2 separate regions of the Homo sapiens genome follow, and region 2 is linked to region 1. Evidence: read pairs that join two places in POLR2A ChIA-PET (ENCODE). Cell type or tissue: A673. All regions are shown on one strand. Links, peaks and the distances in the headings refer to the core of each region. The heading gives the core; the rest is flanking DNA. Region 1 overlaps NR6A1 (nuclear receptor subfamily 6 group A member 1). Region 2 overlaps NR6A1 (nuclear receptor subfamily 6 group A member 1).

The links. ChIA-PET counts read pairs that join two places held together with the same protein. Peaks named below come from ENCODE experiments on the same cell type or tissue, not always from the same donor. Only the 100,000 strongest peaks of a DNase experiment are listed, where the experiment ranks them.
Region 2: POLR2A ChIA-PET joins it to region 1 with 10 read pairs; 6 of 35 experiments call an interaction of 5 or more read pairs at or near these places.

Annotation. Positions count from the first base shown.
Region 1 is chr9:124,749,900-124,761,123 of GRCh38, reverse strand. The region is part of intron 1 of NR6A1 (nuclear receptor subfamily 6 group A member 1); the gene reads left to right. LOC124900274 (a long non-coding RNA gene) reads left to right here. Exons shown (of 2, transcript XR_007061773.1): 1 at 1-11,224. Among named protein-coding and RNA genes, the nearest start is that of NR6A1, 16 kb to the left of the region's middle. RefSeq lists enhancers at 1-42, 43-598. In A673, for the core only: a CTCF peak has its summit at 6,593; DNase peaks (open chromatin) are centred at 2,793, 5,803 and 6,613; H3K4me3 peaks cover 1,145 bases; H3K27ac peaks cover 1,972 bases.
Region 2 is chr9:124,634,147-124,645,370 of GRCh38, reverse strand. The region is part of intron 2 of NR6A1 (nuclear receptor subfamily 6 group A member 1); the gene reads left to right. Among named protein-coding and RNA genes, the nearest start is that of MIR181A2HG, 19 kb to the left of the region's middle. In A673, for the core only: no CTCF peak of the experiment used is centred there; no DNase peak of the experiment used is centred there.

The DNA.
Region 1 (11,224 bases), core at 1,493-9,492:
TAAATTGCTTTAATTACGAAACCTAATAACTGAGACAGATTTGGCTTTTTTCTTCCATATTCTTTCTGTACCCTTGAAGTCTAACCTGTCAGGAGACTTCCTCTCTCTATTCTTGGAATCCTTCCCCCAAGATGCCTTTTTAGCAGGATAATAAACCACCTGGGGGAAGCCCCCCATTGACATGCATTTAGAGGGCTTTGTTTTTTGGAAATGGCAATAGTAGTCCCATCCAGGGAGGAAGGATTTTGGTTAGATGGTGTGAGGCAAAGAGCAGGGACTCTGGAGTGTGGCCTAACAAAGATCACAGCTATGCGACTTTGTCACTTGACTTCTCTGAACTTTAGTGTTCTCATTTAACATTAATAGCTAACATTTACATAGTGTTTATAATCTAAACACCTTATGTATATTTATCGTCTTAACTCTGAGGTAGGTGTTCTGTTATCCCCATCTTACAGGAGAAAACTGAGACCCACAGAGTTTAAACCTCCAGATTTCGCAGCTAGTAACAGCATTAATAATTTGTTTCATAGATTTAACATCCCCTCTTCTCCAATATACTCTGACATTTCTGAAATTGACTGTAGGGTTATAAGGATTAGAGACAAGGTCTGTAAATTGCCAAGCATAGTATCTGCCTAAAAGCAAAAACCTGAGAATCTGGGGCATTTATCTATGTTGGAGAGGCCCAGAATTCAACTTTTATTGATTAGAGAGCCAAAAAGACCCACTCTTAGAATTGCAAGTGACTTTTTTCTTTTCTCTCATGCTGGCTTTTATTTTATTTTTATTTTTATTTATTTATTTTTTTTTAGTTGGAGTCTCACTCTGTCTCCCAGGCTGGAGTGCAGTGGCGAGATCTTGGCTCACTGCAGCCTCCGCCTCCCTGGTTTAAGTGATTCTCCTGCTTCAGCCCCTGGAGCAGCTGGGATTACAGGTGCCCGCCACCATGCCTGACTAATTTTTGTGTTTTTAGTAGAGACGAGATTTCACCATGTTGGCCAGGCTGGTCTCGAACTTGTGATCTCAGGTGATCTGCCTGCCTCGGCATCCCACCTCATGGTGGTTGTTTTTTTTTTTTTTTGAGATGGAGTCTAGCTCTGTCACCCAGGTTGGAGTGCAGTGGTGCGATCTTGGCTCAGTGCAACCTCTACCTCCTGGGTTCAAGCAATTTTTCTGCCTCAGCCTCCTGAGTAGCTGGGATTATAGGTGCCCACCATCGCACCCAGCTAATTTTTGTATTTTTAGTAGAGACAGGGTGTCACTGTGTTGGCCAGGCTGGTCTCGAACTCCTGATCTCATGATCCACCCGCCTTGGCCTCCCAAAGTGCTGGGATTAACAACTGTGAGCCACAGCCCCTGGCCTCATGTTGGTTTTAATAAGCCTTTGGCCAGAAAACAATTTTGCCAAATCAGGGACAATCTTCGGTGAACCCAAGGGGTGCTAAGGAATGAAGGCGTTTTGAGTTACTCAAGGCAGGAGTACAATGTCTTTTATCTGTATCCTAAGCACTGAGAATTGGTGTTCCATGAATATTGAATGAATGAAAGAGGCAAGTCAGGAATATGAGCCTTTTGCTTATCTCAGAGTCCCTTGCTGGTAGTCAGAGTAAGTCTACAAAATATAAGGGAAAGGAATGTGCTTTTCAGCTACTTGAGGAAATTGGGGCCAATATCTAAGTCAAGCAGTGTGTTTAAGCTAAATCCAAGGTTTGATAGGCCCTCCTGGAACTAGAATGTAGTTTCTGTTTGGAAACATGGTTCTCCTGTAATTTAAAGTGACTAGATATCCCAGATTAAGACGAGATGGCCAATAAACTAGTGGCTGTTTGCTTGACTGTATTCGGGAATGCAGTTTAGGAAAAGGTGGCCTTTGTCCCATGTACCTTTTTAAAATTCTGTCTCACAAAAGAAATATAAGAGCTAGGTGTCCAAAATTTATAAAATACAGAAGGTGATTTCCTAATGAAAAGAGAGATAGTGAGAAAGATGTAAAAGAGGATAGGCAGTGTGGGTTAATAGATTATGTTAGCAAAGTAGTTTGAATAGGAAAAGACTTTAGAGAGGAGCCCAAACATTGAGGAGTTATGAGGCCCAGGAGATACTTTATGCCTAGGATCTGATTCTAGCTCTGTCTCAAATGCATGTCTCTGTGGGTCCACCTATAAAAATGGAGGAGCTAAATTAGATAATCCCTGAAAGGATTTTCCAGGTTTATGATGGAATGAATTGGGCAAAACAGGAAGTTGCAATTTAGAAAAGTTCTGCCTAAAGCAAATAGCTGTGGTACTGACTGCCCACATTCTCTGGGATGATTTTGATGTCAGATACTGTTCAATCATCCCTCTGAGAATATTTACATTTACCAAACTGTTTCCCTGTTCTGCTTTAGAACCCTTGGCTGCTTTAAAGTCTGTGAGATCCCATAATTTATCTGTAAATTTCATTCTTTGAGTCTGCCTTATAGAAATGTTTACAGTTACAGTTCTGATGTTATGATAATTTGTAATGTAAATTTGAAATAAATTATGGAGTATTTTTGTTGTTTAAACAAGATCACTTTTTTCATTTATAACCCCTCCATGCCACACTTTCTCTTTTTTGAGTACAGTTTCATTTGCTGAGTCAAACTCATAGTTAATTTTAGAGTTTTTCCTCATTCCTTGTAATGGGATATTTATCTGCAAAACTCATTCAGCATTGAGAAGAGTGCTGTCTTCCTAAGATTAAATGCGCTTCATTTGAGAACGTTGATTCATTAAGGGAAATTGCAAAACAGAAGGGAAACTTCCTTAAATGCTGCTGGTCTGTAAAAAGGGAACCCAGCAGGAAAGGGGAGAGGTGCATGGGGGAGGGGTGAAGTGAAGAGTGTAGCAGGGTAGCTGCAGTTGAAATATTCATCAATCATTTTACTGGCACCAGGAAACCAATCAGCCTTTTAGGGAGAGAACTTAATCAATCACCTAATGTGGGAAAATACAATTGCTTTCCCACAAAAAAATATTCCCTTTCTTGGTGACAGATCGAATCTGAGAGATACTTTGGTTCCCTGGAATTCAGAACTGACTGCAAGCAGTTGCTGAAAGTACTGCTGTGAAGAAGTGCATTTAACATTTGGAGATAAAATTTCCTATCTGCTGCGAGCCTTTTCAAAATATTTCAAAATAAGTTTGCTTTTCGTACAGTGTGCCCATCAAAAAATAAATACTGAGCAAGCCGAAGTGTGTGAAACACTGTAAATTTATTCTCCAAAGCTAGTTTCAGAGCATAGATAAGGACTCCTGGCTGGAGAATACCCGATGTTTCAAATGCCTTGTTTGGAAAGCAGGGTTAAAGCGTTGTCTAAGGAACATACCCTGGGAAACACAGTTGGAAGTGCTTGCATATAAATAAAAGCAGGAAAGATACAGCTGCATCGTATATTTAGGTTTTAAATACTTGTGATTTCTGAGGGTCTGTCTGTGCTTGAATTGCCTGTGGCCCTTAGGTCCTTTGGTTCTTAAGATGTGAGCTGCTTAAGAATCCAGTGTTTTTAAAATTAATGCATGGTTACTGAAGAGAATATGGAAAACGAAGGGAAAATAACCTATAATCCTACCACTAAGCAACTTTCATTAACATTTTCTTCTAGACCTCAAATCCAAGGTTTTTTTTTTTTTTTTGCATTTTTTTAGTCATACAGTATATACTATTACGTTTTCTGCTTTTTGTTTAATTTTAAATGTTTTTTCTCCTGTTATAAACTTCACTCATTGAACATCAAGTTATTTGAAACTTTCGATAGCTGTATGACAGCCCATTGTTTTTCATTGCTGGCCATTTAGATAGGTTTTATTTTTTCAGTGTTATAATAGTACTTCTCACACCATCTTGTGCTTGCTTTTATCTTGGCTTATTTTGGGGGATAATTTTGAGAAGTGTGTGTCTATCTCAATGTACCCTCACCAACAACTACTTTAATTTACACTGAGATACCTTGCATACCAACATCCAGGGCTGCCAGCAGTACTTATTTATTTTAATAAATGCCTGGTGCTTGAGATAGAATTTGAGATACTGTGGGTAGGCTCTTTGCTTTTTATCATTTTGGGGTGAGAGAGAGTCATTCCCCCCCTACCCGCCCTTTTTTTTTCTTTTTGATTCTGGCACTAGAATGTTGCCCTGCACCCTCATCCTAGCATCTCCAGTCTGGTCAGAGCTGTGCTTAAGGACCCTTCTGAGGCTACCTTCGAATTCTTATAGATATGGGTGAATGGGTGGCAGAGACACCCTAGAGCCTTCTCTGGTTGCCTCTAAAAATCTCGGGATGATAAGTTGATGTGCGTGTGTCTTCTAATACAATTATATCATCTCCCACAGTCTTTAATGTGTCTTGAGACCTACCTATACCTGAGTGTGAATAGAAATTAAGTACATGCAGAGAGAATTTAAACTTGCATTCCTTTAGAAATCTGCATGGGTTCCTCAGTGGCTAGTTTCTATCCTGATCCTGTGCAGTGTTTGATGGTGAAAGAATCTAAATAAATCTTATGCTAATTTGAAGGGCATTCACAGTTTTTAACAGGTCTGATTTCAGAATGGAAATAGGAACATTTTGGGAATCCAGCTATCTATACATTTTTTTATTAAAGCATAAGTCATATTTGCTGAAATTAAAATTAAGTAGTCTTTAGACATTGTTAAAGTTTATGTTGATTGAAAGTAAACATGAACATTTGAAGATCATTTGCTTTGCTGCTTTGTGCTCACCACTGGTGATCAGAAACTTGTAATTTGCCAAGATAGGTTTTATAATGCTCTTTAATAAGAAAATGAATAAGCCAGCTGCTCTTTCTCTCAACTATAGCGGGTACAAACCTCCTCAATTCCTGGTTAGTAATTAAAAGCCTTGAGATGACCTTGAATCTAACTGAACTACAAAAGCTGTCTTGAGTTAAATTTATAGCTTTTGTCAATTTCAAAAGAATGGTATTCTATTTGCTAAAACATTAAGCGTAGCCTTGGGTGTACATTGAAGATCAGAAATAATTAATAAGAGGTACTACTAAAGTGCAAAGGGAAGCCTAATATGGGCTACAAAAATAATTAAGTTTGTCATCTATTTGTTGATCATTTAAAATATGTACTTGAAAAGATTTAAGAGAGGGTGGCATTTTTCAAAGTGTCATTTTGTGCTATTCAGATTTGCTGAAAAGATCTATCTTTTCCCCATCTTAACATCAAAGAGGTTTTTGAACCCAGTGGGGAATCAGAACAAATATTTAACACTTTTTTAAAAGTAACAGTTTAATTGATTCTTAAAATATTTTACACAGTGGGAATTTTCTTAGTGAAAGTTTCTGATTATACTCAGTCAGTGTAAAAGTAAAAATATTAATGTTTTAAAAATGCTTTATATGTGAGCCACATCTTAAGTTCTATGAATAAAGAACTTTTCTGCTTACCAAAAGGGTAGAATATATTCGCAGCTGTTTAGAGAGCCTTGAAGTACTATCTTATTGATAGAAAGGACCTTGACATTGTTGCTATAAGAAAAGTTAGGTTTTATGTGTCAGTAGGTCAGATAAGACATGTCTTCCAGCATCATAAATGTGATAAATCCCTGAAGAGTCCAGCAGTAAAGCAGATAGTTTGAGCAAGCGGTAAGGTGTTACATAGATCTTGCAGATTTTAGGATTATTTTAGTTTTTACATTTATTTAATGAGACTAACCTAGTCACTCTTAGATCACAATAATGAAATTACATGCCAGTGTGCTTGTGAATGAAGCCAACATAATGAACGGAAAAAGTTGTTAATACACAGCAGGGATTGCCAGTCTGAGAGTCTCTAATGGAAGTTCTCAAGCAATTTCAGTTCTGATTTGATCTGAAATCGTGTGAGCAATAAGGTTGTTCAGGGTAAATAAAATGAGATCTCTGAAATACTCTTTTGCCTGAAATATTTCCACGGTAATGTGACTCAACCTCTGAAAAGCAGATCTTTGCAGAAAGGAGTTACTGTAGTAATGGTAGACAAACTTCAGCAGTGGGAGGGCAGGGGTTAAAAATTATTTCAGCAAATTGGTAGGATGTAGTGATAACTAGGTGCATTAGAGCCTGAGCTTTAACGTTAGACTTGGGTTTAAATCCTGTCTATTCTTGTGATTTTTTAATGTATTTTTTTGACAGTTGAGTGGAAGGGGGGTGGAGATACTGGGTGGAGGGTGGTAAAAGGATGTGGAATCACCACATTGATTATTGGAGAATGAAATGAGGTAGTTTATGGAAAACCTGGAATGTAGCTGTATTACTTTACAAAAGTTTCTGAGTTAATTTCCTTATCTGTAAGTAATGTTAATATCATCGATCTCATAGGTACAGCAGACCAGTTTACCACAATCCAAGTCATTGAAAACCAGTTTCCCAGATGTTCAGTTTACCCAGTATTCCATTCAATAAAAGACAGTTTGCTGAATCTAATCTGTAGACCTTACAGAACCCGTTGTTCATCTCGTTTTTCTTAAATGCTCCCCACCATTTTTTTCCTTTTTGTTTTTCCCGTTTCCTATACATCATTTCTCCCCCATGCCCTGCAGCCCAGACAAGGATGTATATTTCTACCAGCAGAGGTCCTCTCTGCTTCAGCTCTCTCCAGCTGCAGTGTAGAGACAAATTGAACATCTTAAAAATGCTGGTATTCCAACGGTCAGTTCTGACTTGGCAGAAATCCTTAAAAGGTAATTAACTGTCTCATCAATATGAATTTTTATAAACTGTCCAAATATTTAAAACAAATTTTTGACAAATTTAGAGAATTGGCTATTTGGAGATTTGGCAATTTGGTCAGTTGACTTGGAATTATCTCATATAGGTTTGGAAAAATTTGGCAATATATGTAAAATAAAGTGCCTATTACTCACAATGGTGGGACTGTAGTAAGTACTCAGTTGGTGTTCCTTTTCTTGAAGCATTCCTACTCTGAGTTGGAACTCCTCCTCCCAAGGTTTTTCTCCCCTGTGGGCTCTAGTTTGACAATATCAGGTGATAAAGGCTGGTTATGAACCACCTAGTGACTTTCTTTTCCATTACAGAGTTGTTGAATTTGCCCAAATGAAATACTTTATTTTGGCTTGGACTTGTTATAAAATGGTCCTTCCTTCCTTGGTGCCCTTTAGGGTTTGACTTCTCAGTGATTTAAGATATGTGCCCCTTTTCTGTAGCACTTTATTCCCAGTCTTGCTTGTAAGTAGAATTATGAGCCTTAGGAGAGTAGACTGCAGCTTTATCAGGGTAAAAGCAAGGCTAGGTCCCTGGAGGTTCTTAGTGGGAAGTATTAGAACCAGAGCAAATGCTCCTGTCTCTGATATACAGGAAGCCCAGCATCCCCATCCCCTACCCAAAGTCTCTCTCTGGAGGTCTCTAAAAAGGTTTTCTGGTAATATCCTTAAAAGGGAAGGGAACAAGTAGTTGTTGAACACTCAGCACTAGGCACAGAGCTAAACTAACTCATGTAATCCTTTCCATAACTTTTCTTTGGATAGGTGGTGATATTCCCTTATTATAGATGAGTAAACTGAGGCTTAGAGTTGAAAATAACCTTCTACTAACCACTACTCTGCTAAACCAGTATTTTTAAATCTTCAGTTTTTCCTGTATCACCACATGATTTTTGTCATTTTCTAATATATTGCTTATTTAATTTTTTAAATATTGAATAGTTAACATTCTGCAACCCAACATTTATTTTAAAATGAATTTTTTTATTAGCTTAAATGAAAAATTATTTGCCACAAGTAGAAAGTAACAATGAAAAAAATTTAATGAAAATAGAATTGTGTTAAATTCTAAATGCTATTGTCTGCCAAGGTCTCTGACCAGGCCTTTGATAGAGAGATTAGTAAGCACTAGAGAGGCACTAGAAAAACTAACACCACATTTTTCTTCTGATGTAATCAGAAGGATTGAAAGAGAGTGGAAAAGGTACTAACAGCTTTGGAATGTTTTATGATGCCTTCTCTTTGTACCATTTAAAATCATCCAGTGGTTTCCTTGCTTTGGGAAACACTGACATAGGTGATGGTGTGTACATTTTACAAATGAGTAAACTGAGTCTTAGGGAAGAGGAAATTTGTTCGAAGTTGAACCAGTCCCACAGGCCTTACTGCCTAGGTACCCCCTCCTTACTTTTCTTTCTCTCCTTTCATCCTTCCTCTTGCCTCCCTGTCCCTGCCTCTCCTCTTTTCTTCCTCATCCTCTAAGAGAATTCAGCTAACTCCAGAGTAGTGTAGAGATTTTTAGATGTGTTTTTCTGATCTTTTTTTTTTTTTAATTTAACTGCTGTGAGATAGGATTTCATCTTTAAAAACTTAGGTCTTTCTTAAAACATTGTGTTTCTTAGTGCTTAGTGAATTTCAGAAGTTGGGTGTAAAATATATAGTAATTTTGTAGGTACTTGTACCCCTACATAAATGATTTATTGAAATAACTGTAAAGACATCATAAACATTCCCTTGCCTCCTCATTAGATAATGTTGGAAAAGTGAGCTTGAGAAAAGATATTGCCAGCAGTTTTTGAAACAGATGTTATCTCAAGTGCATTAAAGGACAATTTCTTTGACTTTTATTGCGTGTTGTAGTTTTGTAATTTATATTAATAATTATGTTTAATTACCATTTTATTGTGTTCTATTGGAAACAATAGGTAGCTGATGTAACTTTACCATAATTGAAGCCTAGATTATAATTTGATTTTTAAAAATTTTATCCTTTTAAAAAAATTGATTGTTTAATTTTAATTTGATTTTATCTTTAAAACTTTTTGAATAAGAAAAAAACCTATTGTCATTTTTTCTTATTTAATTTTTTTGTTTGTTTGAGACAGAGTCTTGCTCTGTTGCCCAGGCTGGAGTGCAGTGGCGTGATCTTGGCTCATTGTAACCTCTGCCTCCTGGGTTTAAGCCATTCTCATGCTTCAGGAGCCCGAGTAGCCAGGATTACAGGTGCATGCCACCATGCACAGCTAATTTTTGTATTTTTAGTAGAGACAGGGTTTCACCATTTTGGCCAGGCTGGTCTTGAGCTCCTGACCAAGTGATCCGCCCACCCCGGGCTCCCAAAGTGTTGGGATTATAGGCGTGAGCCATCCTGCCCTTCTGTTTTATTTAATTTTGTATTGTGACAATAGCTTCTTCAAATACAAAAGGAGGAATTTTGTAATCCTGTTGTTTAAAAAGTTTGTTCCACTAGTTACTAAAAGAAAAAAATTCAGTTCCGAATTATTTTAAATAGCATCCTTAAAATTCTTCATGGAAACACTTTGTACTTTGAAAGAAATTGAGGATTTTTTAAAGAAATTCCAGTTATGGTAATTTTCCTATTTCTAATTTATTGTACTTTGTCTATGCTAGCCATATCTCTGAACATTTACTGTGGATTCTTGATAAATCATCTTGTGAAACCCGTTTCTAATAGATTTTTAATCCCAGGCACCAGACTCATGTAGTGTATGGCACACCCCACTTGGTTTAATTGATATTTTAGTAAAATTTTTCTGATACTTGGGTATAAGCTAGAATATATAATTCTTGCTCGGTGACACTTTGATTCCAGGGTCTCAATCCAGAGCTTAGCTCAGGGTAAGGAGGTTTGTCAGCATGCCTTGGTATGAAGTAATGAAGTAAGGAGGACTTCCAGCCAGGAGTTTCGAATGTTATTGTCAAGCTCATATGTGCTCTATCTAGAAGAATTTTTACCATTTAAATTGTAAATCACACACACAAAAACTTAATTTTTCTCTCGTTCTTAGAGGATATGTTGAACTGTTTATGTTCTTGTTAGAAAGTTTTGGTCTCAACTGATTTCTTCGCTGAGTTGTGATTTAACAATTATATTGATGTGCAGTATTAGCCTAATTAGTACTTGGGTGTGACTAGTGTCTTTCTCTGAAAATTTTGTCGTTAATGGTTTGCCTTTCCTTTTTTCTTGAGCTGAAATTTATTGTGTGCCCACTGTGTGATAATTACATGCAGCAACCTTATAAGGAGAGTAACATTATTTTCATTTTGCAGATGGGAGGAACAACTTAAGTGACTTGGCCCCCTAAGTGGGAGAGATGGGACTCAGACCCAAATGTGTCTGATCCAGGGCTTACACTCTTGGAATCTGAGCACTAGCTTCTGGTAGAGGATACAAAGGGCCATTTGTACCTTAAGGAGTCTAGTATTTAGGAGACTGTGTTTTAATGGTAGATGCAAGAATTAAAGCCAGACTTCAATTTTAGCCGTGGAGACAAGTATGGTCTTTGAAAATTGCTTGTTTAAAAATCTTGACTTTTTTTTTCCTTAACTGGTCATGATTTTTATTTATTTATTTATTTATTTTTTTGAGACGGAGTTTCGCTCTGTCACCCAGGCTGGAGTGCAGTGGCGCGATCTTGGCTCACTGCAACCTCCGCCTCCTGGGTTCACGCCATTCTCCTGCCTCAGCCTCCCGAGTAGCTGGGACTACAGGCGCCCACCACCACGCCCGGCTAATTTTTTGTATTTTTAGTAGAGACGGGGTTTCACCATATTGGCCAGGCTGGTCTCGTTCTCCTGACCTCGTGATCCGCCTGCCTCGGCCTCCCAAAGGGCTGGGATTACAGGCGTGAGCCACCGCGCCTGGCCTATTTATTTATTTTTTAAAGATGCCTTTATGTATTTCTAAGGAGAAGAGCAAAGTCCAAAGCCAATTTGTGATGTTGGAGAAAGATGCTGTTGTGAGGTTTAGGACAAATCCTTGCCAATGGGGAGACAAGGAAGCAAAGAGACCCTTGCTTAAAAATGCTGGCCCTGGGCATGTGACATGGAAGCAGAACTCCATGTGGAATGGGAGAGACTTTTGATCCTTAATGCCTTTTAGGAAACAAAGCAAAATAGCATTAGGCTCTTAAATACTATTTGATACAAGATGAAGAGTGAATAATATAAACTAGAAACATGAGAGCCTTAACATGGTAGGGACTGAAAGTAACCAATGTGTCTATACAGTCTCAATTTCCAGGTCAGCTTGTATTAAAGTTTGCCTTGCTGACCTTACAAATACGTTCTTCTCATTTGATATCCTTAGTATTTACTTTTTGAATAGTATGGTCACTGTGACTTATTCAGGAATGTGAGGCATATTCAGAGAGAAGATTGTTAAACTCAGAACAGCTGTATACCAAATAATCATCTCTTACTCTGGAAGTCCAGTTGAGCTGTGGG
Region 2 (11,224 bases), core at 1,843-9,842, 120 kb after region 1:
TGTTTCCTGATTCACTCTAACAATCTGCCTTTTAATTGGTACATTTAAACCATTGATGTTCAAAGTGATTACTGATGTAGTTGATTAATACCTGCTATATATTTATTGTTTTTTGTTGTCCTTGTTCTCTTTTTCTCTTCTACACATTTCCTGTGTTTTGTGTTTTTTTGTTTCTTTTGTGGTTTTAATTGAGCATTTTATGTGTTTCCATTTTCTCTCATTTCTTAGTATAACAATTGTACTTTTAAAAGTTTTTTAGTTGTTTCACTAGAGATTGCAGTATATATTTATAACCAATCCAAGTCTATTTTGCTGTCATTCATTTTGTTTCCGTTAGGATTTGCACTTGATGTTGTACGTTCAATGTGTTTTGGCAAATGTGTAATGACATGACTTGGAATTTTTATGTGGAGGTTTAGTGTGCATTCCTGAATATTGGAATTTGGAGAACATCGGTTTCATGAATACCACAAAACAGAATATTCCTGGAAAATCTGAAGTACAGTCGTTGTATGTAGATGCCTCAGGTCAGTTCCAATGCTAATTTGCTTTGGCTAGTGCTTGGAGGGTCCTTGGGGTACACACTGTTTCATAGGTAAAGGGCAGGGATGCAGTCTTATTTGTTCAGGTAGCTTGACAAAGGCTGTAAAAACTGTCATAGAGACCAGTAGGGGCTGGAGAATGTAGAATCAGGTAGATCTGGCTTCTCCGTTGTGCAGCTGGAATTTAGACACTATCAGTTTGGATACAACTTTTTCCCTTTTACCAATGTCTCTAAAATATGTGGCACATATTAAAAGCTTAGAAAGTGACTTAATTGGCTGGGCACAGTGGCTCACACCTGTAATTCCAGCACTTTGGGAAGCTGAGGCGGGCGGATCACCTGAGGTCAGGAGTTCGAGACCAGCCTGGCCAACATGGTGAAACCCTGTCTCTACTAAAAATACAAAAAGTTAGCCGGGGTAGTGGCGCATGCCTGTAATCCCAGCTACTTGGGAGGCTGAGGCAGGAAAATTGCTTGAACCCAGGAGACGTAGGTTGACTGCACTCCAGCATGGCAATAGAGCGAAACCATGTCTCAAAAAAAAAAAAAAAAAAAGAAGACTTAATCTTCAAGAGGATCAGTATACACCTCTTCTTCAGTTGTCTGGTGAAAGGATGGAAAATTAGGCCAGGCGCGGTGGCTCACGCCTGTAATCCCAGCACTTTGGGAGGCCGAGGTGGGTGGATCACAACGAGGTCAAGAGATCAAGGCCATCCTGGCCAATATAGTGAAACCCTGTCTCTACCAAAAATACAAAAATTAGCAGGGCATGGTGGCGCGTGCCTGTAATCCCAGCTACTTGGGAGGTTGAAGCTGGAGAATCGCTTGAACCCAGGAGGTGGAGGTTGTAGTGAGCCAGTATCGCGCCACTGCACCCCAGCCTGGTGACAGAGTGAGACTCCGTCTCAAAAAACAAAAACAAAAAAACCCAGAAAGGATGGAAAATTAAAAGCATCTTTTACTATGTACAAATTTATAGTGATTTTTAAAATATATTTAATTTTTTCTGATTTTAAAAAAATGAAAAGAGTACCCTTTCTCTCTCTCTCTCTTTTTTTTTTTTTTTGTTTTTTTGAGATGGGATCTCACTCTTTGCCCAGGCCAGGGTGCAGTGGTGCCTCAGACTCCTGGGCTCATGGGCTCAAGCAATCCTTCCATGTCAGCCTCCTAAGTAGCTAGAACTTAACAGATGTGTACCACCACACCTGGCTTTTTTTTTTTTTTTTGAGATTGGGTCTCGCTCTGTTGCCAGGCTAGCATGCAGTGGTGCGGAATCTTGGCTCACTGCTCCCTTCGTCTCTTGGGCTCCAGCAATCCTCCCACCTCAACCTCCCGAGTACCTGGGACTACAGGTGCACGTCATCAGCCTGGCTAATTTTTGTATTTTTGGTAGAAATGGGGTTTCATCATGTTGCCCAGGCTGGTCTTGAACTCCTGGGCTCAAGTGATCCACCCGCCTCAGCCTCTCAGAGTGCTGGGATTACAGGTGTGAGACACCATGCCTGGCCTGGCAAAATTTTAAAATATTTCATAGAGACAGGGTCTCACTATGTTGCCCAGGCTGGTCTTGGCTCCTGGCCTCAAGTATCTTCCCGCCTCAGCCTCTGAAAGTGATGGTATTACAGGTGTGAGCCACTGTGCCCAGCCCCGTTTTCTTTGATTTTTAAAGGTAATATATATTCATTGTCAGTCATGTCTTTTAGCTTGTTTTTGTTCCCCCCCCCCACCCGAGGGCTTTATAGTTAAGGCATGTAACTGGTACTCACTTGAGAGGTGCTAGATAAAGCTAAAATCATAAAAAGCTCAAGAGACATGAAGAATGATTTTGGCCTTTGAGACCTACACCAATCGTTCTTTCTGGATCCAGGCCACAATTCTTAATATCTTTCAAATATTTCCATCCACCTGACCCTCTGGTTCTTCAAGCCTGCCCACTTTCTTATCTTTCTTATTTCTTTAGTAGGACTAGACACACAGAATTAAAGCTGTGGTCTCCCCTGCTACCTCCCTCTCTCATGGCTTCCACATCTAACCAGCCAATTTGGTCATCTCACTCTACACGTTGTCTTTTATATTTCTGTCTTCATCACCAAATGACCACCTTCTCCCTCCACCACCCTGCCCCACAGTTATTTTTTAAAGCTTGCCTCCATTGGTCACTTTATATGCCAGAAACAGTGTTACATGGCTCTCAACTGGGGTTGATTTGGCAATATGAAGACATTTTTTGGTTGTCACGACAGGGGATAGAAAAGAATTGTTATTGGTGTCTAGTAAGTAGAGGCCAGGGATTCTGCTAAATATTTTATAATGCATAAAACAGTTGCCCATTAAAAAAAATTATTTCACCTGAAAGGTGAATAGTGTAGAAGTTGAGAAATTATGTTAAGCATTTCATATGTTATTTTGTTCTGACAGCAACCATTTACATGGGTCTTACCATCCCCATTTTATAGATAATAAATAAAAGACAAAGTTTCTGGGCGCAGTGCCTCACGCCTGTAATCCCAGCACTTTGGGAGGCCAAGGTGGGCGGATCACCCGAGGTCAGGAGTTCGAGACCAGCCTGGCCAACATGGCAAAACCCCATCTCTACTAAAAATACAAAAATTAGCTGGGCGTGGTGGTGTGCGCTTGTAATCCCAGCTACCCGGGAGGCTGAGGCAGGAGAATTGGCTTGAACCCAGGAGGCAGAGGTTGCAGTGAGCTGAGATCGCGCCACTGCAGTCCGGCCTAGGTGACAGAGCAAGACTTGACTGTCTCAAAAGAAAAAAAAAAGAAGCACACAAACTCACTCAGCTGTTAAGTGGTAGTGATAGAGCCAAGTTCAAACTTAGAGCCTGAGCTTATATTGGGCCATGATAGGCAACCTAAACGTAACTCAGGCCTGTATGTTTTACCTGTACTATTACAGTGAGCTCCTATCTGATCCCTTTGCCTCTTGTCTCTCCATTTAACCCTGTCTTAAGCACAGAATAAGGCTCTAATTATGCTGCATAATATGTTAACAATCTTTTACTGCATATAGAGCGTAGCTTTAGTTTCCCAGCCTGGCATTTATTTAAGCCAAGGACACTGCAGTCAGTTCCTGACCTACCTTCCCAACTAATTTCCCACAGCTCTCCCCTCTCTCTTTTTTTGAAACAGGGTCTCACTGTGTTGCACAGGCTGGAGCAGTCATAGCTCACTGCAGCCTCGAACTCCAGGGCTGAAGCAATCCTCCTGCCTCAGCCTCCCAAGCTGGGACTACAGGCATGCAACACCATGCTTGGCTAGTTTTTATTTTTTGTAGAGATGGAGTCTTACTATGTTTCCCAGGCTGGTCTCAAACTCCTGAGCTCAAGCAGTCTTCCTGCCTTGGCCTCCTAAGTGCTAGGATTAAAGGTATGATCCACCATTCCTGGCCTCTTCTTTTCAAAGTTCCTAACACATACTTTCTTTTCCTTCTTTTCTTTTTTTTTTTTTTTGAGACAGATTTTCACTCTTTTTGCCCAGGCTGGAGTGCAATGGGGTGATCTCGGCTCACGGCAACCTCTGCCTCCTGGGTTCAAGCAATTCTCCTGCCTCATCCTCCCAAGTAGCTGGGATTACAGGCATGCACCACCATGCTCAGCTAATTTTTTTATTTTTATTTTTTAGTAGAGACAGGGTTTTGCCATGTTGGCCAGGCTGGTCTCGAACTCCTGACCTCAGGTGATCTGTCTGCCTTGGCCTCCCAAAGTGCTGGGATTACAGGTGTGAGACACTGCACCCGGCGACTTTGTGTTTTATTTATTATCTATAAAATGGGGGTGGTAAGACCCATGTAAATGGTTGCTGTCAGAACAAAATAACATATGAAATGCTTAACATAATTCAGTTTCTTAACTTCTTATTTTAGCTTGTCTATAGGGACTGCTGTTGTAATTTAAAAGGTTATTTTGAATGAAGGCAAAAGGGTAATCAAGCCCATTTATAGAATTAGGGATCACAAAGTAAAGTGATCTTACATTTTTATTTAAAATACTCTGTGTGTATTGCTACAAAAAATACAAAAATTAGCTGGGTGTGGTGGTGCATGCCTGTAATCCTGCTTGGGTGCTGGCAAGGAGAGAGAGATGTATATGTGTGTAAAAAAGATTGGACTGGGGGTGGTAAACTCTAGCTCATGCTTTGTAATCCTAGTGCTTTGGGAGGCCAAAGCAGGATTGCTTGAGGCCAGTAATTCAAGACTAGCCTGGGCAACACAGCGAGACCCCATGGCTACAAAAAATTTTAAAAGTAGTCAGGCATAGTGGCATACTCCTGTAGCCCTAGCCACTTGGGAGGCTGAGGTAGGAACATTGCTTGAGCCCATGAGTTCATGGTTACAGTGAGCTACGATCACTCCACTGCATTCTAGCCTGGGTGACATGAGAACCTTCCTCTAAAAACAAAACCAAAATAACACAGAATAAAAGTTAGCATCCTTCAGTACCAAACATTTGTGGAAAATACCATATACAAACATCCCTTTTATTCAAAAGATCTTAAGGTAAAGCATTTGATGAAAGAAAGGAATGTTCTAAGGTTATCTTTCCTGAGTAATAGGTAGCAGAATCTGAAGAGCATTAGGAGATTCCCTCTAAATCCTAAAAATATCTTTCTTAAACCTAGTTTGCAACTGGCTGAATTCCATCTCAGAATTTCATTCCTCTGGATTAAGATAATTGTTTTCAAAGTGTGTTCTGCAGGACCCTAGGACGCCATGGATGTTCTTCAGCGCTTCCATATGTTTTTTCTCAAATTTCCACTTAATTTCTTTTTATGCATTTTAAAAATGGAAATAAACTGAACACCCAGAGGTGTTACATATCAAATTTTAAAACATGGGTTCATCAACACATTACCCTGTATGACAGGGTGTTTTGTACAGCCCTGCTATCTAAGTGAAAAATGTTCTAATGTTGTATATACTAATTGTTTCTGCTGCTGCTTCCTTTCTCTCTTTAACACACTCCAGTGAGGCTTCTGAACTCACCATACTATTGAAACAACTTGGTCAAGGTGACCACAGACCTCTGCATTGCTAAAATGTGTTTAAATTCTCAGTGCTCATCTTACTCAGCCTCTCAGCAGCATTTGATAATTGATCCATTTGCCCTCCTCCTTGAAAGACTCTTCCCTTGCCTTTCAGAATGTTGCTCTCTGTTGGTCCTCTTCTTACCTCACTGGCTACTCCTTTGCTAATTCTTTCTGAGGTTAGCTCTCCTACTGTCCCTGTCTACACTGAACCAGACAGTAGAGAGGTTAAGAACATTTACTTGACATACTTGATAGGGCTAAGTTTGAGATTTGGTTCTTTTGGTAACTAGCCATGAGACCTTGAGCAAAGTAAACCAGCCTCATTTAGTCTTTGGCCTCATTTGTAAAATCGGGATGCTGTCTATGTCTAGCTCACAGAGGATTGCTGGGCTTCAGTAAGAGTTTACATGTAAAGTGCTTAGCATAGGACCTGGCACACTGTGAGTGCTCAGTAAACGTTAGTGACCTCGTTATTGTTGGCATGTTCTTTCTCCATTTTAAAAATACACACCCCTGCATTTTTAATTGTATGAGCTATGGAGTCAGAATTCTTGGATTTAAATCCTTAGCTCCACCACTAACTAGTTGTATTAACTTAAGCAGATTACCTATCCAGCATGTACTTACTTCAGTTTCGGTTATCTAGAAATATAATAGTACTTGTTCCATAGAGTTTGTTTAAGGATTAAATAAGAATATAGGTAAAACACCTAGACTAGGTCCGGCCCATAAGTGCTCAATTGTGTTAACTATTATGGCTACTCTTCTAGCACTTTCTGCTTACCTGTGTTATACTTACCTATGTACTTGTAGCTCCCTTTTTAGAAAATCAGCTTCCCGTAAAGACAAGGATTATACTATATTCATTCTTGTATCTTGAATAGTATGGCAAAACTTAGTTGGATAATTATATTTCACTTAAGGGCTTTCACAAGCATCACCTTATTTGAGCCTCACAAAAATCCTATGAGGTAAACAGTGCTAGTAATTGTCTGCATAAGTAGGAAAGGTAGGTTGCATGCCTATCATGTTGTAGTCATTGGGTCTTCCTTCTCATTATTTATTCCATTTTAACTTTCATAACTATTGTGAAAGGTGGTACTTAGCATTTCATTTTAAATGTAAGAAACCTGAGGCTCAGAAAGCTTAAGTAATATGACCAAATTCAAGCAGCCCATGATCTTCAGAGCCTGAATGCATATTTTTACAAAGCATTGCACTAGTGAATTTTGGTCAGGTGTCAGATTTGATGATACACAAGCCACAATCTTGTTCTGTTCCTGTCTTTGCTTTGGGAACTCTGTCTACCTTGTCTCCTGAAATAGCTATTGATGTCAAATGCTGTAGTAATGTCAGGAGAGAGAAAACCGTCAGTAAAAGACCATAGGAAAAATTGGTCTTAGATTTCTTATTATTTCTGTGTTTTAGAGACTGCTAAGAAAAAGTAAGTAGATGAGCCTATCCAGTCTGATGCCTATGCCAGCGATTTCAAAGGGTCCTTGAACTTTTTTTTTTTTTTTAAACACCAAAGAGACAGATGTCTCACTCTACCCAGGTTGGAGTGCAGTGGTGTGATCATAGCTCACTGTAACATCAAACTCCTAGGCTCAAGCAATCCTTCTGCTTTAGCCTCCTGAGTAGCTAGGACTACAGGTACACAAGCCACCACACCCAGCTAATTTTTAAATTTTAATTTTTTGTAGAGATGGGATCTCACTGTATTGTCCAGGCTGGTCCAGAACTCCTGGACTCAGGCTATCCTCCTCCTGCCTAAGCCTCCCACAGTGCTGGGATTACAAGCATGAGCTATCATGCGCAGCCCCATTTAACATTTTTATACCACCCAATTAGTTTGGAGTTCCCTTTTTTTCTTTTTTTTTTTTTTTTTTTTGGAGAGGGAGTCTCACTCTGTCGCCCAGGCTGGAGTGCAGTGGCACAGTCTCAGCTCACTGCAACTTCTGCCTCCCAGGTTCAAGCAATTATCGTGCCTCAGCCTCCTGAGTAGCTGGGACTACAGGCGTGTGCCAACACACCCGGCTAATTTTTCATACTTTTAATAGAGATGGGGTTTCACCATGTTGGCTAGGCTGGTGTCGAACTCCTGGACTCAAGTGATCTGCCCGCTTTGACCTTCCAAAGTGCTGGGATTACAGGCACAAGCCACTGCACCTGGCCAGTTGGAGTTCTTTTTCTGGGAGATGGTGTAGAGTTTGGAGTCAGACTTGATTTGAGAAAGTTACCTAACCTCTCTTGAGTCTTTTTTTCTTGCATGTACAATGAGGAGAAAATACCTATATGGCAGAGTTTTGAGCGTTAAGTGCAGTAAAGTATGTACAACACCTTGCCTAGTATGTAATAGATATTTAATAAATGGTAGCTACAGTAAGTATGTGTTATTCCCACCTATAGGAAGAATTCCAGCTTTTTAGCCTGGTATATAAGACCTTTCCCAATCTGGCCTTCTTCAACATTCCTGTCTCCTCCTGACATTCAGTGTCATGTACTTAAACTCTAGCTACACACAATTACTAATGTTTTTAGAAAACCCATGCTTTTATGCTACCATGTCTTTGTACATGCTACTGTGTCGGTCTAGAATGCACTTTCTACTCCTGCCTTTTCTCTGCCTGTCGGTAGCCTACCACTTCAAAACGGAGCTCAAATGCTACTTTTGATTGTGAAGTTTTCATCATACCCCTAGAGAGATGTATCACTCCTGCCTCCGGGTTCCCATTAGCACCTTGTTGATGCTTTTCTCTAATGTAGTAAGTACATTAGTTTATTTCCTGATCTGTCTCCCTCCAGATTCTAGAGGAAAGTGACCCTGTCTTAGTGTTTTTTTTGTAATTCTGTGTCAGCAGAGTACATTACTTTATCTCATTTGGGGCATCCTTTTCAATTTGAGTTGTACATATGGAAAAATGTAATGGCAGATCTCATCATGTTAAACAAATCTCTGTGAGGGTACCATAATCAAGACAGTGTGGTATTGGCCAAAGAACAGACAAGTAGATCAGTAGGACCGAATAGACAGCCTAGAATTAGATCCTTGTAAATGCCGTCAACTGATCTTTGACATAGGAGAAAAGGCAGTAAGATGCAGGAAACAGTCTTTTCTTTCAACAGGTGGTGCTGGAACAACTAGACATCAATATGCAAAAAAATGAATCAAGACAGGGACCTTATATCCGTCACAAAGATTAACTTGAAATGGATCACAGACCTAAATGTGAAATGAAAAACTATAAAACTCCTAAAAGATAACAAAGGAGAAAACATAGATGACCTTGGGTATGATGGCATGATGTTTTAGATACAACACCAAAGGCACAATCTGTGAAACAATGAATTAATAAGCTGGACTTCATCAAAATTAAAACTTCTCTTCTGTTAAAAACACTGTCAATGGAATGAAAAAACAAGCCACAGACTGGGGGAAAACATCTGAAAAAAAACATACCTGATGGAGTACTGTTACTTAAAATGTCTAAAGAACCTTTAAAACTCAATAAAACATACCTGATGGAGGACTGTTACTTAAAAATGTCTAAAGAACCTTTAAAACTCAATAATAAAGACATAATTTGATTAAAAGATTGGCCAAAGGCCTTAACAGATACCTCACCAAAGACAATAATATAAGTGGTGAAAAAGCATAAGAAAAGATGCTCCATGTCATATGTCATCAGGGAAGTGCAAATTAAAACAACAATCAGAAACCACTACACAACTATTAGAATGGCCAAAATTCAGAATACTGACGACAACAAATGTTAGGATGTGGAAGGGCAAGAACTTTTATTCATTGCTGGTGGGAATGCAAAATGATACAGCTACTTTGAAAGACAGTTTGTCTTACAAAATTAAACATACTCTTACCATATGATCTAGCAGTTTTCTCCTTGATTAACCCAAGTTAATTGAAAACTAATGTCTACACAGAAACCTGCATATGGATGATTATAGCAGCTTTATTCATAATTGCCAAAACATGGGAGCAACCAAGATATCCTTCAGTAGGAGAGTAGATAACAGTGGCATATCCTGACAATGGAAAATCATTCAGTTCTAAAAAGAAATATGCTGTCATGTCACGAAGAGACATAGAGGAGACTTAGATGCATATTACTAAGTGAAAGAAGCCAGTCTTAAAAGGCTACATACTATATGAGTCTGTTCTCACCCTGCTGTGAAGAAATACCTGAGACTGGGTAATTTATAAAGAAAAGAGATTTAATTGACTCACAGTTCTGCATAGGTGGGGAGGCCACAGGAAGCTTACAGTCATGGTGGAAGGCATCTCTTCACAGCGGGGCAGGAGACAGAATGAATGCAGAGTGAAAGGGGAAGCCCCTTATAGAATCATCAGATCTCGTGAGAAACTAATTCACCCTCACGAGAACAGCATGGGGAAAACCAACACCATGATGCAGTTATCTCTACCTGGTCCCGCCCTTGACACTTGGGGATTATTACAATTCAAGGTGAGATTTCGGTGGGGACACAGAGCTAAACCATATCACTGTATGAGTCCAACTATATGACATTCTGGAGAAGGAAAAACTAGAGATAGTAAAAAGTCGGTGGTTTCCAAGGGTTAATGGGGAGGGAGGGATGAACAGGATAGTCAGAGCACAGAGGATTTTTAGGACAGTAAAGCTATTCTTTGTAATACTATTCCACTGTAATAGTGGATACATGTCATTATATATTTGTTAAAACCCATTTAATATACAACACCCAAGAGTGAACCCTATTGTAAGTTACGGACTTAGGTGATAATGATGTGTCAATGTAGTTTCATCATTTGTATCAAATATACCCCTCTGGTGTGAGATTTTGATAGCAGGGGAGGTCATGCATATGTGGGGGTGGGGAATATGGGAAATCTCTAAACCTTTAATTTTGGTGTGAATGTAAAACTGCTCTGAGAAATAAAGTCTCTCTCTCTCTCTCTTTTTTTTGAGAGAGTCTTGCTCTGTCGCCCAGGCTGGAGTGCAGTGGCGCGATCTCGGCTCATTGCAAACTCCGCCTCCTGAGTTCACGCCATTCTCCTGCCTCAGCCTCCTGAGTAGCTGGGACTACAGGCGCCCGCCACCATGCCCAGCTAATTGTTTTGTATTTTTAGTAGAGACGGGGTTTCACCGTGTTAGCCAGAATGGTCTTGATCTCCTGACCTCGTGATCCACCTGCCTTGGCCTCCCAAAGTGCTGGGATTACAGGCGTGAGCTACCGTGCCCGGCAGAAATAAAGTCTCTTAAAAAAAATAAAAGCAAGAAAACTAAGGAAGTTAATGAAGGAAAACTTTGATGGAAAAGTAGGCAGAGAAGAAACAAGAGACAGAAAATGGAAGGCTGGGGAATATGGAATTGTGTTTTTAAAAGGGGCATTGACTTTTTAAATTGCAAGATCACACATGTTAATTGTGGAAAAATAAAAATTTAAAAGAAAACATTTCTTAAATCACATATAGTTTCACTATCCAAAGAAGACTAATGTTAAACTTTTTTGTTATGTACCTGACATTTAACAAAGTTGGCTTAAACTTTGCTACTGTAACCTGCCTTGGGTATTTTCTATAGGCCAGCTTTTCCTTATTAAAAATCTATATCTGTTTTTTCTTTTCCTTTGTTATCT